Regions from separate parts of the Homo sapiens genome. Here region 1 is linked to region 2. Evidence: read pairs that join two places in POLR2A ChIA-PET (ENCODE). Cell type or tissue: PC-9. All regions are shown on one strand.

Region 1 (8,000 bases), 200 kb before region 2:
TTCATGATTATGAACCTTAACTTGGCTGTTAATGCTTCCTGACAATTATACTACATTTCCTTAGACTGGTGGCTCTCAACTGGGGACAGTTTTGGCCCCAGAGGACATTTGGGAATATCTGGAGACACTTTTGGTCGTCACAATTGAGGGAGAAAAAGGGGAAAGGCTGCTGCTGTCACACAGTGGGTAGAAGCCTGGGATGCACACAACATTCTATAATGTCAGCCTCTCCTACAGCAGAGAATAACCCAGCCTCAAAGGCCAAGAAGTCCTGCCTAAGGTCATGTAACTGCCCACTGTCTTAGACAAGTATTGAATATATTCTACTTTCTCTCTACAAACTTCTAACCCTATTCCCCAATCCTCACCTTGAGCTGATCTCATTTCCTAATTTATGAATAAAATAGTTAGAAGAAAACCTCCGTAAGTTCCTCTAGTAGTTCTTCCTAACAGCACTTTCCCCATATGTTCTGCCTGCCTTCCTATTATGTTATATAAGAGCTGTTTCCCTGCTCCCAAGGCTAACTATCCATGTATGCACTAGGCCTCAAGTTCTCTGCCTATTCAAATACTGAGTCATTTCTCCCTTATTTATCCTGTTATTAATTTTCCTTCTTCACTGAATCAGTTCATCAGCCTGCAAACATGCTATTATTTTATGATTTCTGTTACCTTTAAACAAGTCCTTTTTACCATGTCCTTTCCCAGCTACTGCCCATTTTTCTGCTCCTTTTACAGCAAAGTTCACGAAAAGTTGCCTGTACTAGTGGACTCCAATTCCCATTCTCCTATTTTCTCTTAATGTCGCCGAAATTCAATTTTGCTTTTCCCCCCATCTCTCTACTACACTTTGCTAAACTCCAGCCAATTCTTTCCCAGCTACTATCTTATTTAACCTATCAGCACACATTTGAAGCAGAAGATTCCTCCTTGAAACATTTTCTCCCTGTGGCCTCCAGGATACCACAGTCTCCTCATTTTCCTCCCATGTTTCTGGACTCCCCTTCTCTGGATCCTCTTCTGAATATTCTCATCTCTCCAACTAAGTAATATTAAGGTGCTCTAGGGGACACTCCTGAGACTCATCTCTGCCAGCACTACCTCCATCAATGACCACTGTGCTTAGGTTCATGGCCATTTAAAAGATGATGGTTACCAAATTATTTTTCCAGTCCTCTTACTCGGAACTTGGGTGCATATATGCTGTCTACTTGATATATTCATTTGGGTATTTCTTAAATAGCTCAAATGCATGTCAAATATAGCATGCCCAAACCTGAATTCCCGATCTTCTTCCTGAAGCTTGCTTTTATGAACTCTTAGACTTGCTTTTTAGACTTCTCAACTCACTTAATGACAATTCTATCTTTCCAGTTCTGGCAAAATACCACGGAGCTGCACTTGATTCCTGTCCTATACTACATCCAATCCATCAGCAGATCCTGTTAGTCTGACCTCATAATGTATCCAAAATCCAATGATTTCACTGTATTTTTTCTGTTGCCAGCTTGGTCTGAGTTACCAGCCTATTAACAGATCTCTCTGCTTCCACTCCCTACCACCCTACCCATTTCTCTTCATTCTCTTCTCAGTATAACAACTAAGTGATTCTTTTAAAATGTAAGTCAGGCTAGGTGGCTCATGCCTGTAATCCAAGCACTTTGGGAGGCTGAGGCAGGCGGATCACAAGGTCAAGAAATCGAGACCATCCTGGCCAACATGGTGAAACCCAGTCTCTACTAAAAATACAAAAATTAGCTGGGCGTGGTGGCATGTGCCTGTGGCCCCAGCTACTCGGGAGGCTGAGGCAGGAGAATCTCTTGAACCCAGGAGGCGGAGGTTGCAGTGTGCCAAGATAGCGCCACTGTATTCCAGCCTGGCAACAGAGCAAGACTCCGTCTCAAAAAAAAAAAAAAAAAAAAAATGCAAGTCAGATGTTGCAGCCCCTCTGCTCAAAACATTCCCAAGTGATCCTAATTACTCCCAGTAAAAGGCCCTACAAGACCTCCACCACTCTAAAGCCACTCCACAACTCTTCTGGAGCCCTTCACTCTTGCTCCCAATGGCTCCCTTGGTGCTCTTCAAATTTAAAGGCCACTCTAGTCTGCTCTGTCTGGAATGCTTTCCCCCGCATCTCCACATAGCTTACTCCTCCCCACCTTTCTATTTCCCCTGATGTATATAAAACTGCAATCCCTCCCCAAAAGCACTCTCTATCCACATAGTTTTATTAGTCTCCAAACCACTTACCACCTTCTTGATAGATAGTTTTGTCTATCATCTTTTTTTTTTTGAGAAAGAGTCTCACTCTGTTGCCATACTGGAGTGCAGTGGCACAATCTTGGCTCACTGCAACCTCCGCCTCCTGGGTTCAAGCGATTCTCCTGCCTCAGCCTATGGAGTAGCTGGGACTATAGGCGTGTGCCACCATGCCCATGCCCAACTAATTTTTGTATTTTTAGTAGAGATGGGGTTTCACCCTGTTGGCCAGGATGGTCTCAATCTCCTGACCTCGTGATCCACCCACCTTGGCCTCCCAAAGTGCTGGGATTACAGGCATGAGCCACCGCGCCCAGCCAACTTAATCGTTTTTTAACCTACCTCCTTTCATTAAAATATAAGCCTGAGGAGAAAAAGGATGCTTCCCTTTTTTGCTTGCATCTATATCCTAATACGTGGAACGGTGCTTTAATTCAATAAATACTTGTTGAATAAATGAATGAATGAGGCATTCTGCTGACTTTTTCACCGAGACTTTGAGAATCATCATGTACAAACCCCTTACATAACCAGATAAGAAAATGAAGGCCAAAAACAGAGAAATGATCTGTCAAAGTCACATTTCAATTAGTAGAATAATTTAGCTAGAACTGGATCTTCTGACTTTCAGCAGAGGGCTGTTTTATAGCCAAAGTCATTAAAATCACCTTTGATTAACTTCCCTAGCTACTCCTTTTTCCTAGCCATTTATGCTAATGGAAAAGATGTGTGTGTATATGAACATACTGTCATGACAAAAATAGGAAAGGCATAAAAGTACAGGAAGGGGAATCATGTGTCTGTGTATTTTAAAATATGTGTGTATATATACATAGGTACATTATGTTCGTTGTTTGTTTTCACTTTCAAGAAATAAGAACAATCTAATTAAGTTGGCAAGTGACAATAACCTGGTCACTTAGGGAGCTTTTTGTGACCAATGTTCTATGATTTTTCCCCCCTAGGGAAAGGGTTTTAGAAAGTGTTTGGTGCCCCTGGGAAATAAGGGAAAGTGTGAATAGTTAGTGTTATTTCAGTCTAATTTTTTTTAATGCCTCAAGTATCTAGGAAATCTTTTGAAGTAATCAAAAAAGGGGAAAAGGGGAGGGAGGGAGGGAGGGAGGAGTAGGGGGTGCTAGAGAGAGTAAGAGAGAATACTATTGATTGTTACATTTAAGTATACATTATGTGCATTTCATTAGCTACCTTTTAAAAAATCACTACAACAAACTGTCAAACAGCATATGAGTGCATCTCAAAAGAATAAAAAATAAAATGTATCACCACACTAAAAGATTTGGTTTCTCATCTGCTGACTTAGTCAGTATATCAATCATCACCAGTCCACAGCATAGTTTTCTTCCAGGAAGGACAAAAAAACCTCCACCTAACATGTTCCTGGGCTTTTGCTTTCCATTTCCAATGTTCTAACACACAACAGCAAACCAGAATAACTTTACACCTTTCTAAAGTAACACTCTGATTACAAAAGATTAAATTCGAATAAAAGGACTACCATTTCAAAGGAAATGGGAGAAATACAAAGCAACTAAAGTTTGGCATCTTAAAAGCGATAAAAGGAGAACCTTTTGGGATCCTGCGATAAAACAGCCTGAATAGCTTCTATGACACAAGGCTTCACAGTTATTTTGAATAGGCAACACACAGACTTCCACAAAAGGGCTTCACTCTTGCCACTTGCTACGTTGTAAAAACAGGCATGTTGGCTTTTTTCCCCTGTTCATAGCTGCTACTTGATAGATTTCTATGAGTATTTACTTCCTAGTTCCTTTCATTTTATTTTTACCAGAAGTTTAGGCAGTAAGCAGAGAATGTGGGTAGATGAGTAGGCATATTTTGAGAGAAATTTGGCTATCAATAAACACACACTGAAATATGTGCTACTGTCTGGTTCTAAAAGAACATTAAGCCCCAACATTCATTCAGAGAAAAACTGTTCTGCAATAAAGTTATCAAGAAATATTTGTTTTATAAAAAGAAATATATTTATTTAATGCCAAACTGTATTTTTGAGATATTTTAAAAAGGAACTTACATAAGTTGCAAATATATTGTAAGATTTTTAATATTCTAAGGAAACAAGTATGTGTGTTAATTTTGGGAGAGATGTTTATATTTTATACACCAATGCCACCCTTTTACTTATGAAAAACAGACTTCAACATGATGAGTCACAATTATCAGGAGAGTTCTCTATCTTTAAAAGTATGCAAACTATGCCTCTTTCCCACTAGGTTATTCTTGGTTTCTCAGCGTGAACAAAGAACAGACTGTCCTAACCCACACACTGCTCCAAATGGGGACTGGAGGCCGATGAACTTTGATCCTAGCTAGGCCTGGATAAAGAGTCCCACCGTGTCAAAGATGACTGTGCTGACGTCTCTACGGAGGGAAATGCTATAAACTTGTGGGAAGAATAAAGAAGAGAACAGTCATTTCTAAGAGGAAGTTTTCTCCTTAGGGAACTCAATAAAAATATTTATAGAAATTTCTCATCTTAAAACTATGTCTTTAGTGTATTTGAAAAAGAAAACTCTTTTTAAAAACTCCACATAATTTTAAAAACTTAGTAGCATATTCTATTTTATTATGGTTCTACACACTCACGCACACAGTTGTTTTTGCTGTACAGAAAGAGCTAATCACTTTTCCAAAACTTCATTTTTCCTTTAGTTTCCTGGCAAGATAGATATGACAGTCATTTAAATTGGACATACCGTGGGAGAAAAATTAATGAGTAAAAGTAGGCTTATGCTTATTGCATTTAACCAGAATTTTTAGAATTGTTAAATAGTAATAGTTTTAGTGTCTTTTTTATTTTTTATTTTATCAAGAATGTCCACAACTGAACAGATGTGGCAATAACTTACTGACGTGAGAAAAACAGTAGGATGAAAATGGGAGTGAAAGATTCAGCCATTTAGTTTTGAACATAAATAGAAAGCATCCAATCTCAGCTATAAAGTTAATAGTTCCATACTGGTATCTGGATGTCAGAGATGAGTTTTAATACGATGACTAATTTGGGAATCATTCTTTTCCCAACAATATAAATAGTATTGAAAGAAATGGAAATAGAATGAACTACAGTAAAAGTATGTTTATGTGGAAAACGAAGGCAGAACCCTAAGAGAGGCCCACATTGAGGGAAAGATAGATATCCATCTCTCTCTCTCTGTCTCTCTATCTCTCTCTCACTCACACACACACACACACACACATACACACACACACTTCATATACTTTTGTCATATTGGGGAAATATGAAATATCTTCATAGCTCTGGTTTTCCAAGAGTTTTTACACATCAAGTATAGGTAAAGCCAAGTAACTTTATAATACGTTTAAAACACCAAATTTGGAGATTAAATTGACATGCCATATACTACAAGGTTAAACAAAATTTATCTTAAAACTACCTTCAGTTTTCAAAATATCTACACTGCTATTCACCAATAATACAAATAAGGATAATCCAAAGTTGGTCATAGTGTCTTTTTAGTTTACTTAAATATGGTTTTCATAGAAACCATTTATATGAAACATCAAATTTCAAGTTATGAAAATATGGCACTGAAGTGTAAGTCACATGAAATTTGAATTTGGAGGCTAAATCTGAGACTACTATTGGCAGGTGATTATATTAACATAGTGTGATTGTGCAGCTACTGTGAATAGCAAACAAGAGGAAGAGAAGTAGGAAGGTTATGATGATGATGATGATGGCGACAGCAGGATGTAGTTAGTGACTGCATATTACGTGTCATACAGGGGTCAAAATCAGTCAGGGGTTTTCAACCTCAGCACCATTGATATTTTGGGCCAGATAACTCTGTTGCTGGGGACTGTCCTGTGCATTGTAATTGTTGCTAAGTGTCCCTGGTCTCTACCCATTAGACATCAGTAGCATCCCCCCAGTTTTGACAACCAAAAATGTCTTCAGGCAATATCAAATGTCCTCAGAAGGATGGAGAAGAAGACAAAATCGCTCCTGGCTGAGAAGCACTGAAGTAGATGCTTTCTATGCATTATCTCATTAAATCCTCACACTTATCCTATGAAGCAGATACTATTATTTTTCTCCACTTTTTAGATATTGAAGTGCTGAGAGGATAATTAAATCATTGAAGGTCAGGAAGCTGGCAAGTGTTGTTTTGGTATACAAATTCCAGGATGTCTGGCTCCAGAGTCTGCATTCAATTATCATAACAGATTGGAAAAGGAGTAGAAAGGCATGCATTAGAGAGTGGAGAGAATACTTCCTGTTTCTCAGAACTACGTAGCTGATGAGAAACCAGGTGAAAATCTTTGCAATCTATTAAGTACCATGCAAGTATAAAGGACTTTAATACAAGTAGAATCAGCAGTAAACAATATTTTACTTAGTAGTGCTTTTAATTTGCAGAAGACATTTTTTGCCTCCCTGGGAAACTTACGGTCCACCGGAAGTTGTTTGTGTCTCTGGCTGTCTCGCACGATACTGCCACCACTGTCACTGGAGCTGCTGTTTTGACGTGTTATATTTGCTGGGACCTTTGACACAGGAACAGGTGCTGGAGTGGAAGGGGGAAGGGGAACAGGAACAGGAGCTGGTGTTGGAGGAGGTGATGGAGCAGGGGGAGTATCAGCTGGTCTTGGGCCATACTCCATCCTTTGTTTCTATAAAAAGACAAATAATTAACTTAAAATTTAAAAAATATAAACCTAGGCTAGGAAAACAAATTATACTTTGATAGGACATTGTTGGCTATTTTTAAACTTACTTGCAAACCCATTACTCATTTATCTGTAATCCTATATGGTATAATGACCATTAAAAATCATATTTTAAACATTCTACATAATTTGTTCAAAGTCAAAACATTAGTTAAGGAGTCACAAGGCTACGTCAATAGCAAATAGTAGTATTATAGTAATAAATGTCAAGAAAACAGAATTTGGGCTTGGAATCACACAAGATGAGGGGAGGCAGAAAGATTTATAATTATTTTTTAATTTATGCTAATAATAATTTCCAATTGCACTGGAAGTCTAAATGTCAACAGCATAAAGCATCACTTACTCATTTTAAATGTACGCTATATTCAAAGATTTTTAATTTTGTTTCCAATAAATAATTTTAAAATATTGGTATTATTTTGTTCAAGGCATAACTTTTTCTGCCATCATCTTAATGCTAATTTATTAAAATTAGAAATTTCCCTTGTTAAAATGGAAATGTCACGGGGTGGATGGTTGTGAGGGTAATGGTATGGTCTTTAAATGTTTATGATTGCAACTTACAAACGAATACTAGAAAGGGACCTGTGGCCATTTGTATTAAAAAAGGTAGGTGTGACAAAATGCTTTTTAATAATTTTAAAATCATGATTGTTAGGCATACTTATAAAACAGCATTTGTGCATATTCCCTATTTAAAACACACATAATAGTTAACACTTTAAATCTAAGTAAAATAATTTTAATAGATAATGCATTGTGAGAGTCTCCAAATTCTCAAAAGGCACATTTTCTTTTTAGAATCAAAGATACAGGACAATTATTTGTAATTAAGGCAAAGTTTAGATACTGCACTGGCACAATTTTAATTATTCTAATTTAGGATTAGCATATTACATGCAAAAAGACCTTTTGGTAATCTGGTCCTTTGATTAGAACAGTATTTACTTTTAAATTCTAAAATGGCCCAAATATCAGGTAGTATTGATTTTAACAGAGTC
Region 2 (8,000 bases):
TTCTAGTGGTGAAAATATAAGTTGTTTCCAAATTTTCAGCAGTACAAAAAATACTGGGAAAAAAACATTCCTTGAATATGTTTCTGTGGGCATGTCTACATATCCTTATCTAGGGGTATATACCTGAAGTTGGAAGTTTCTAGGTTATAGGTTATGATCAGTTTAAATAAAGTACAGTATAAGCTTATTTTCAAATCATTTATACCAAATTACATCTTGCTGGCAGTGGTTGAAATATTATTACCTCCAACCCCTGGCCATGATTTAAAACCATCATTTCAAATTTTTGTCAATTTGATGGTAATGAAATAATATCTCATTGCATTTTAATTTTATTTTCTTGAATTCTGGTGAGATGGAACTTTTTTTCATGTGTTTGTTGCTTTCTAGGTGTTGTTTCTGTAAATGTTTTTCTTTTCCTTTGCAAGGACTGTTTATATAGTCTGGATAATAATCCTCTGTTAGTTATACATATTTCAAAAATCCTTCCCAATTTTGGCTTGCATTTTAAATTTTTAAATAGCATCTTTGTCAGATGCAAATTTAAAATTTTTATATAATTAAATTTAACCATCCATGTCCTAATGGCCAGGAATTTTAGTGATATGAACATATTCTGCTGTATTTTTTCTAAACATTGTAAGGTTTTTGTTGTCATATATGGATGTTAATCCACCTGAAATTTATTTTTTGTATTTATAAAATAGATAAATACTTTTATTCTTTTCCTCAAATGGCTACTTGTCCCAGAACCCTTGCCCTACTGATTTATAATTGTTGTATATCAAGTTTCCTGTATAGATTTTTGTGTTTCTGAATTATTCTTTCCCCTTAGTCTATTTGTCTTGCCTTATGTTAATAAAATGCTGTTTTAATTGCTATACCATATAAGTCTTGCTATCTTGTTGTTTTTTTCTTGTACCCTATCAGCACTGACCAATCACAGAATCAGAATAAACTTGAGAAGCAGTATACTTGGGGAAATAAATTTCTCAAAATGATAAGAAGTTGGCACTGGCTCTGGAATGCTGTTTGGAATAATTTACCGTGGTACCTGTTAGTGATATGTGCAACTATCTGAAAATGTTTTTAATCACAGCCAACTGCTATGATTTTAGTTTATAAAGATAACTGCCTTTGGACTTTGAATACTGCATCTATTAAATAGAAGAGTTTTCATCTGAAGTTGTATAGAATACCATTAAAACACTGGAGCTATAAGAAACACACAGAACCTTTTTAAAGCTTCTTATACATAATATAACACTATGTGTCCATGAGAAAACCATTTTAAAGGCAAGATAACTAAATTCTGGAATAGTAAGACATGTTAATCATAATAGGAAATCTGTCATGCATAGCAGACATTTATATATATTCTGTCTTTAAGTTTTACTGCCAAAAAGTTTTGAATATGAGGAAACATACTGATAGAAAAAAATAAGAACATGAAAAACGTCTTACTACACAGTAGGAATTAGCACTAACTAAATAGGAACATTTCTAACCCTCAGCTTTTGTAATGCCTGTTGGGATATTTCATCTGAATAGAACACCACAAATTAAAACACGACATTTCTCAGATGATTTGCGCCCCCTATCAGCTTCCCCTCTTCAGCTTCTTTATTTCTGTCATGTGTACCCTTGTCTTTACAGTTTCTCAATTATAAAAGCTTGATGTTATCTTTTATTTATTTTACCTCTGTATACTCTATCTACGGTAGGCAGAATAATGGCTTCCTCCCTTTCCCCCAAAGATGTCCATGTCCTAATTTCTGAAACCTATGAGTATGCTATGTTATATCCAAGGGGGTATTATGGTTGCTAATAAACTGACCTTAAGGTTAAAAATGTATCCTAGATTGTACGGGAGGGTCCAATGTAATCACCAGGATCCTTTAAGCATGAAGGATGGAGATGGAAGAGTCAGGGTCAGGGTGATGCAGCCTCAGAAAGACTCAGCAGGAAATATCTGGCTCTGAAGGTGATAGAGATTCAGGAGTCAAGGAATGCAGGCAACCTCTAGAACCTGGAAAAGGCAAGAAAACAGATCTCCTACAGCCCCCGGCAGGAAGGCAGCCCCATTGAAACCTTGATTTTAGCCCAGTGGAACCAATTTCAGGCCTCTGACCTTTCAGGATGGTAAGATAATAAACTTATGCTGCTCTAACCCATCTAGTTTGTGGTAATTTAGGAGAGCAGCAATAGGAAACGAATACACAATTCAATTACTAATCATATCTTCATTGATTCTTTTTTTGTTTGTTTGTTTTTTTGAGACAGGGTCTTGCTCTATCACCCAGGCTGGAGTGCAGTGGTGCCATCTTGGCTCACTGTAGCCTTGACCTCCTGGATTCAAGCAATCCTCCCACCTCAGCCTCCCGAGTAGCTGGGACCACAGGCACCAGCCACCACACCCACCTAAATTTTTTGGATTTTTTAGTAGAGACAGGGTTTCTCCATGTTGCCCGGGCTGGTCTTGAACTCCTGAGCTCAAGCCACCTACCCATTTCAGCCTCCCAAAGTGCTGGGATTACAGGCGTAAGCCATCATGCCTGGCCAATTGATTCTTATGTTCTACTTCCTCTCAAATGGCTTTACAATCTGGATAAAATGGCAGGCCCCACTTCTGCCTTCATTTGTTAGCTCCTGGATGTTGCCATAGATTCCTAACAATGATATAGGGCAGTGGTTTCCAACCTTTTTGGCACCAGGGATGGGTTTCATTGAAGACAATTTTTTTTACAGACCCAGGGGGTGGGGGATAGTTTTGCAATGATTTAAGCACATTACATTTATTGTGTGCTTTATTTATATTATTAATACATTGTAATATATAATGACATAATTATACAACTCACCATAAGGCACAATCAGTTGGAGCCCTGGACTTGTTTTCCTGCAACTAGACAGTCCCATTTGGGGGTGATGGGAGACAGTGACAGATCATCAGGCATTCGATTCTCATAAGAAGCTTGCATCCTAGATCCTAGATCCCTCCCATGCAGAATTCACAATAGAATTCGCACTCCAATGGGAATCTAATGCTAGGGCTCATCTGACAGGAGGTGGAGCTCAGGTGGTAATGGGAGGTATGGGGAGCAGCTGTAAAAACAAATGAAGCTTCACTCACTCACTCACTGCTCACCTCCTGCTGTGTGGCCCAGTTCCTACCAGACCACAGACCGGTACCAATCTGTGGCCTAGGGCTTGGGGACCCCTGATATAGGGGATCTTGTCCTAAACTGTGAGTCAGGTCTAGTCTATTTCTGCTGTTAATTAGCTTATGACCTTAGGCAACCTCTCTGCTAAATTTCCTTGCTCTCCACCCCAATACACACACACACACACACACACACGTGTGCACACACACACAAACACACATACACACCAGACACCAGAAATTGAGTAAGTTGACTAAGATGATTATTACATTTCTTTCTAGTTCTTGTTAGTACCATTTTGCAGTCTGTTTCTTGCTTCCTCACATCTTCTATACATCAATCCAGAATTATTCTTAAAACCTGTTTGGTATAAATTAAATTCTTATGTAGAAGCATGCATTGACTTTTCACTGCTTAGGGATTAAATAAGGCCCTATTAGAGACCTTTAACCACCTGCCCACTGCCCCATCTCTCTGCCACAGTTTTTCTTTTCCAGAGTTCACTACTCACTGCAGCAAAACAGGTCTCATTCATTCCTGAGACATGATCTGTTCAGGCTCTTCCTCCTTCCTGAAATACCCATCGCATTTATATCTAGTTATCAGAGTCCTGCTCTTTCTGTAAAAGGCCCAGCAACTACCACTCCCCTGGGACTGTTCCTCCCCCACAATTGCTGCCTACACTGTGTTTCTCAAACCAAATTATCATGAGAACTTATAAATGATCTAAGTTTTCCAACTCAACACTGAAGATTGAGGATTGTAGAGAGACGATAGAAGAGGGATAAAAGAAAAGAGAAACTAGTTCAAAAGAGTAAGGCTTTGCCTTTCAAGTCTCCGGAAGGAGTGGGGGAACAAATGTGTTTGGAACTGATCTAATATGACTTGCATTATTATTTCTTTGCCAGTATGTCTTGTCTCCCAAGGTATAACTCCTTAGTGACAGAGTCATTTCTAATATTTCTTTTTATCCTTGTCATTTTTTAAAAAAAGATGTCTTACCAACAAAAACTACTTACTTGTTTGCTCAGTGTTGTAATACAAAAATGATAATGACATTAATACACCAAATCCAGTTTTAGCTTCCACAATTCATGAGGATAAAAAATACATAATGAGCTCATCAACCAAGTATTTGTTAAATTCCTGCTTGTGTATAGTACATGTTAGCAAAATAATCCCCAGTACTGGACGGTGTGGACTCTCAATCCCCCTCATTCCTTGGCCTCTGAATCCCACGTTTTCAGCATGACTTTTTGGTAGGTGCCAAATATAACTCATAGTTCTCTAACCCCTCTTGAATTTCTCTGGTTTCTAGGAGGGAGTTCTCCTACCAGTGGTCCAAAGCCTACTTCATTGCAAGCTGTGTAGTCACAGCCATATTGCCAGGGCAGTCAGCTTCATCCAGTGGAGCAACATGGAGGCCTCGAATGAATACAAGATGTGGCTCATTGTCCAAAAACAAGGGCAATTTCTTAAGAAACTGGGCATCTTTATGAGAAATTTTTAGATTTCCTCAATTTAGTTAACCCATAATAGTACTTAGTCAGATTCTTTGCTTGAAACTTTCTGTCCAAACCATCTATTCAGCCAATATTTGCAGGTCTGACTAGAGCATTATCTTCATGGGGGCTCTCTCCAACTTTGCCATTTTATTCTAAAACCAGAAGGACTTCTGTATGATCGATTTACACTGCTATACTCCATGATGCTAATAGCTGAGTGGTCATGACGAAGGTGAGCTCTTGGCTCAAGTCTGGGGTGATAAGTTTAATCCAATGTGAACCTGAGTACTTGGTCTGAAATCCCAGACACTGTGTCAGCACATATCCGTCCTTGAGAATCTAACACAATACTATTTAAAAATTGTTTCATATAGCTAAGTATTTCACTTTTTCCTATTTGTTCTCTTTCTAGTCAGCTCTCTTCCAGGTTTTTTGTTTCTTTTGTTTCCCACACTTAAGTTCATTTCTACACACATATTGTACCAACTGTCAGTAGCATACAAATGCCTCCTTCTTTGGCTTGTCAGTGACATAAATTTTCTCTAATATAACCTGACAAGGGCGTTGTAGTAGAAATGTCATTTATTTCTCTCATTTAGTCATAGATTTTAAGTCTCTTTCAAAGACTCTGTATCTTTCTCATAGAAATTCCTTTGCCTATACAATATTTTTCTTTCCCACACAGAACATATATTTATATGTGACATAATGAAGCTGGCAAGGAAATGACTGTTTCAGCTTTTTAAAACCACAATAGTAGCTTGGAGCTAATATACAATGGGCTAGTTAGTTCCATCATACATACATACAGGTACATGTATTACACTACCATCTTTAAACCATGAATCATATACATTCTCATTCATATACACAGCCATGCATATAAATTAACTGTTGCTGCACAGCCACAATCTCTCACATTTCCATTTTCTTCCAATCTTTCTCCGTCTCTTCTACTTCTTAACTATGTTCATCATAACCAGGACTATGACATACTGGGTAAACTGGCTATCATGCCCAATATATCTGGAAAAACATTTAGACACACTGCTTTGCAGAATGAACACAGCTGGAATCCAGAGAACGGTGCAAATTTTTTTAAAAAAATTTCTATATTATATCATCTTACTTGAGGCTATAGAATAAGCCTTACATGGTCACCTTCAAGTCTTCTCTCTTCTAAGAATCCTCAATTCTTTTATTTTCTATCTTTCAGCAGTTGGTGCTAAAAATGGTGGGTTGCCACCACCCCATAACATGCTAGCTCTCTCTTGGGAGAGCACAGGTGAATTGAGGGCTCTTTACAATCCTTCACGGACATAGGCTTGGGCAGCTCAGAATCTTCAGAGTCAAGCAACTGTAAGACAAACGAACCTTTTTCTTTCTAATATTGGTCACCACTCATAGCAAAATTTCAATGCACGATCATGCTTTAAAGAACTAGACCTGATGATAGCAAGAAATTCTTTTCCCTTACACCTTAACTATTGCATTCACCCTCCTTTCCACTCCCTGCCCCACCCTCCTGGGACTATTGACTGGTGTTAATAATCCCAGAAGATTGTCTCCCTCATAGAAAGACTAACGCATACTTAACTTCATAGAAAGACAAGTAAAGTGATGTCCTTGGAATTTCTGCTTGAATTTGGTGCCCTGGACCCTCTTATTGAGAGATGAGATTCCAGGGTGAGAGTAACAGGCCAACTAGTCAAGAAAGAAAGCTATTTGTTTTTCTTTTGAACTATGAAAAGTCCCTGTTTGTGAGTGTATTTTAGAAAGAAGAAAGGAAGGATATGTCTGGAACTTTGTCCTGTTTTCTGCAACAAAATGTGAATGAATAGTTCAAAGAGTGAAAACTTTTAGTAATGCTTGATGATGTCTCTCAGGGATAAGCTGGATCCCCAATGTTTTGAAGATGCTTTGAGTCCAAAAATTGATAATCAGAAAACTACTTTGTGTTTGTTTAATGTATCCCTGTTCTGATTTCAATTAAACTCCACATTTTGTTTTACAACAATAGATGAAGAAGACAGTCCTCTTCTGCCACACACATGTAACATCTAGCTGGACACAGCAGACACAGATGCCCAGAATCTTGAAGCCTAGCTCAGGGTGACCCAGGTTGTATCATGGCCTACAAAACTGTGACTGGCCTGAGTCTTCAGGTCTACATGGGGCACTTGCTCTATGCAATTGCTTTGGGCAAGAGTAACTGACTATGCAGAAAGGATGGTCAGGATTTAAGGAAATTGCCTGGGAATGTCTTGAGAAACTCAGTCCAGCCTTTGTGACGGCAATATAGCTCCTGGGATGTAGGCAAAATCTGACTAATGCATGAGACTTAACAAGGAAGATGTAAATAGCAATGGAAGATGGAGAAACAGTGAGTATAAAACTAAAATTGGGGAAAAGGCCAATGCAAGCTTCGAGGTCACGCTGCCATAGTTGAGAAGGAGTAAAACAGCCCAGGATGAAATCCTTTAATCAGGAAGAATCCTTCTAATTTCAAAATGTAAGCTCTTTAAGTGCAAGAAACTAAGGCTTTTGTTAGGAAAGGCAACGTGCTAACAGGCCCTAAGAGTCCCTGTCCAGTATTGCTGGATATACCAAGAATTCACGGCTCTCACTGGTCTTCACCTGGGCCTTTCTTCAGGATTATGTTTGTAGCAAGCAACAGCCTTGGAGGGATAAGGTAGTATCTTCTCCTAGACAAAGAACAGACTTGTTACCCTGCACTCAAAGTTCTCTAAGCACAGTGTTCCTCTCTCTAATGAGTGTGTAGGCATCTGTACAGGCCCCCCTATGTCATCCCCATGAAATTTGGGGGTCGTGGAAAATTGATACAAGAAAATGTGAAGATCATGCTGCCTGTTACATCATAAGTAATAGAGTCCTTTATCTCCGATTCAAGAGTCTAATACCTTTTCCCAGTGTCCATGATACAGTAACAGGCTAGCCTATTAGCTTGAAAGTAGAGTAAAATCCCAGACTGTCTATAGTTCCTGACAGCTATATCCCCAGCACCTAGAAAAGTAAAATCACATAGCATCCTATTTATTGGTGGTTAAAAGTTTGTGCTAGGTGTTCGCTTTTCAAATTTAATTAAATCAAATTAACGGGATTTCCATTAAGAAATGTTTCTAATAATTTCTGAATATTTGTCAAATCATATATTAAACAGTTACCAAAAAATATTTGGGAAAGAGCATCAGCATTTTAATTGCATTACACATCATGTTTTTAATTCATTTGTTTAATTCTAAAGATAGCCATTTTATGAAGATAATAAATACCAATAATAAGGAAATTTTAAAAAATCTTTCATTATTAA

What was found. ChIA-PET counts read pairs that join two places held together with the same protein. Peaks named below come from ENCODE experiments on the same cell type or tissue, not always from the same donor. Only the 100,000 strongest peaks of a DNase experiment are listed, where the experiment ranks them.
Region 1: POLR2A ChIA-PET joins it to region 2 with 11 read pairs; 2 of 35 experiments call an interaction of 5 or more read pairs at or near these places.

Annotation. Positions count from the first base shown.
Region 1 is chr12:15,624,726-15,632,725 of GRCh38, forward strand. It overlaps EPS8 (EGFR pathway substrate 8, signaling adaptor), which reads right to left. Exons shown (of 21, transcript NM_004447.6): 18 at 6,717-6,939. Among named protein-coding and RNA genes, the nearest start is that of EPS8, 160 kb to the right of the region's middle. RefSeq lists an enhancer at 4,530-4,674 and a cis regulatory region at 4,595-4,608. In PC-9, no CTCF peak of the experiment used is centred here; a DNase peak (open chromatin) is centred at 4,576; H3K27ac peaks cover 3,694 bases.
Region 2 is chr12:15,826,344-15,834,343 of GRCh38, forward strand. LOC102724146 (a long non-coding RNA gene) reads right to left here. Exons shown (of 6, transcript XR_007063230.1): 5 at 1,838-2,029. Among named protein-coding and RNA genes, the nearest start is that of EPS8, 41 kb to the left of the region's middle. In PC-9, no CTCF peak of the experiment used is centred here; no DNase peak of the experiment used is centred here.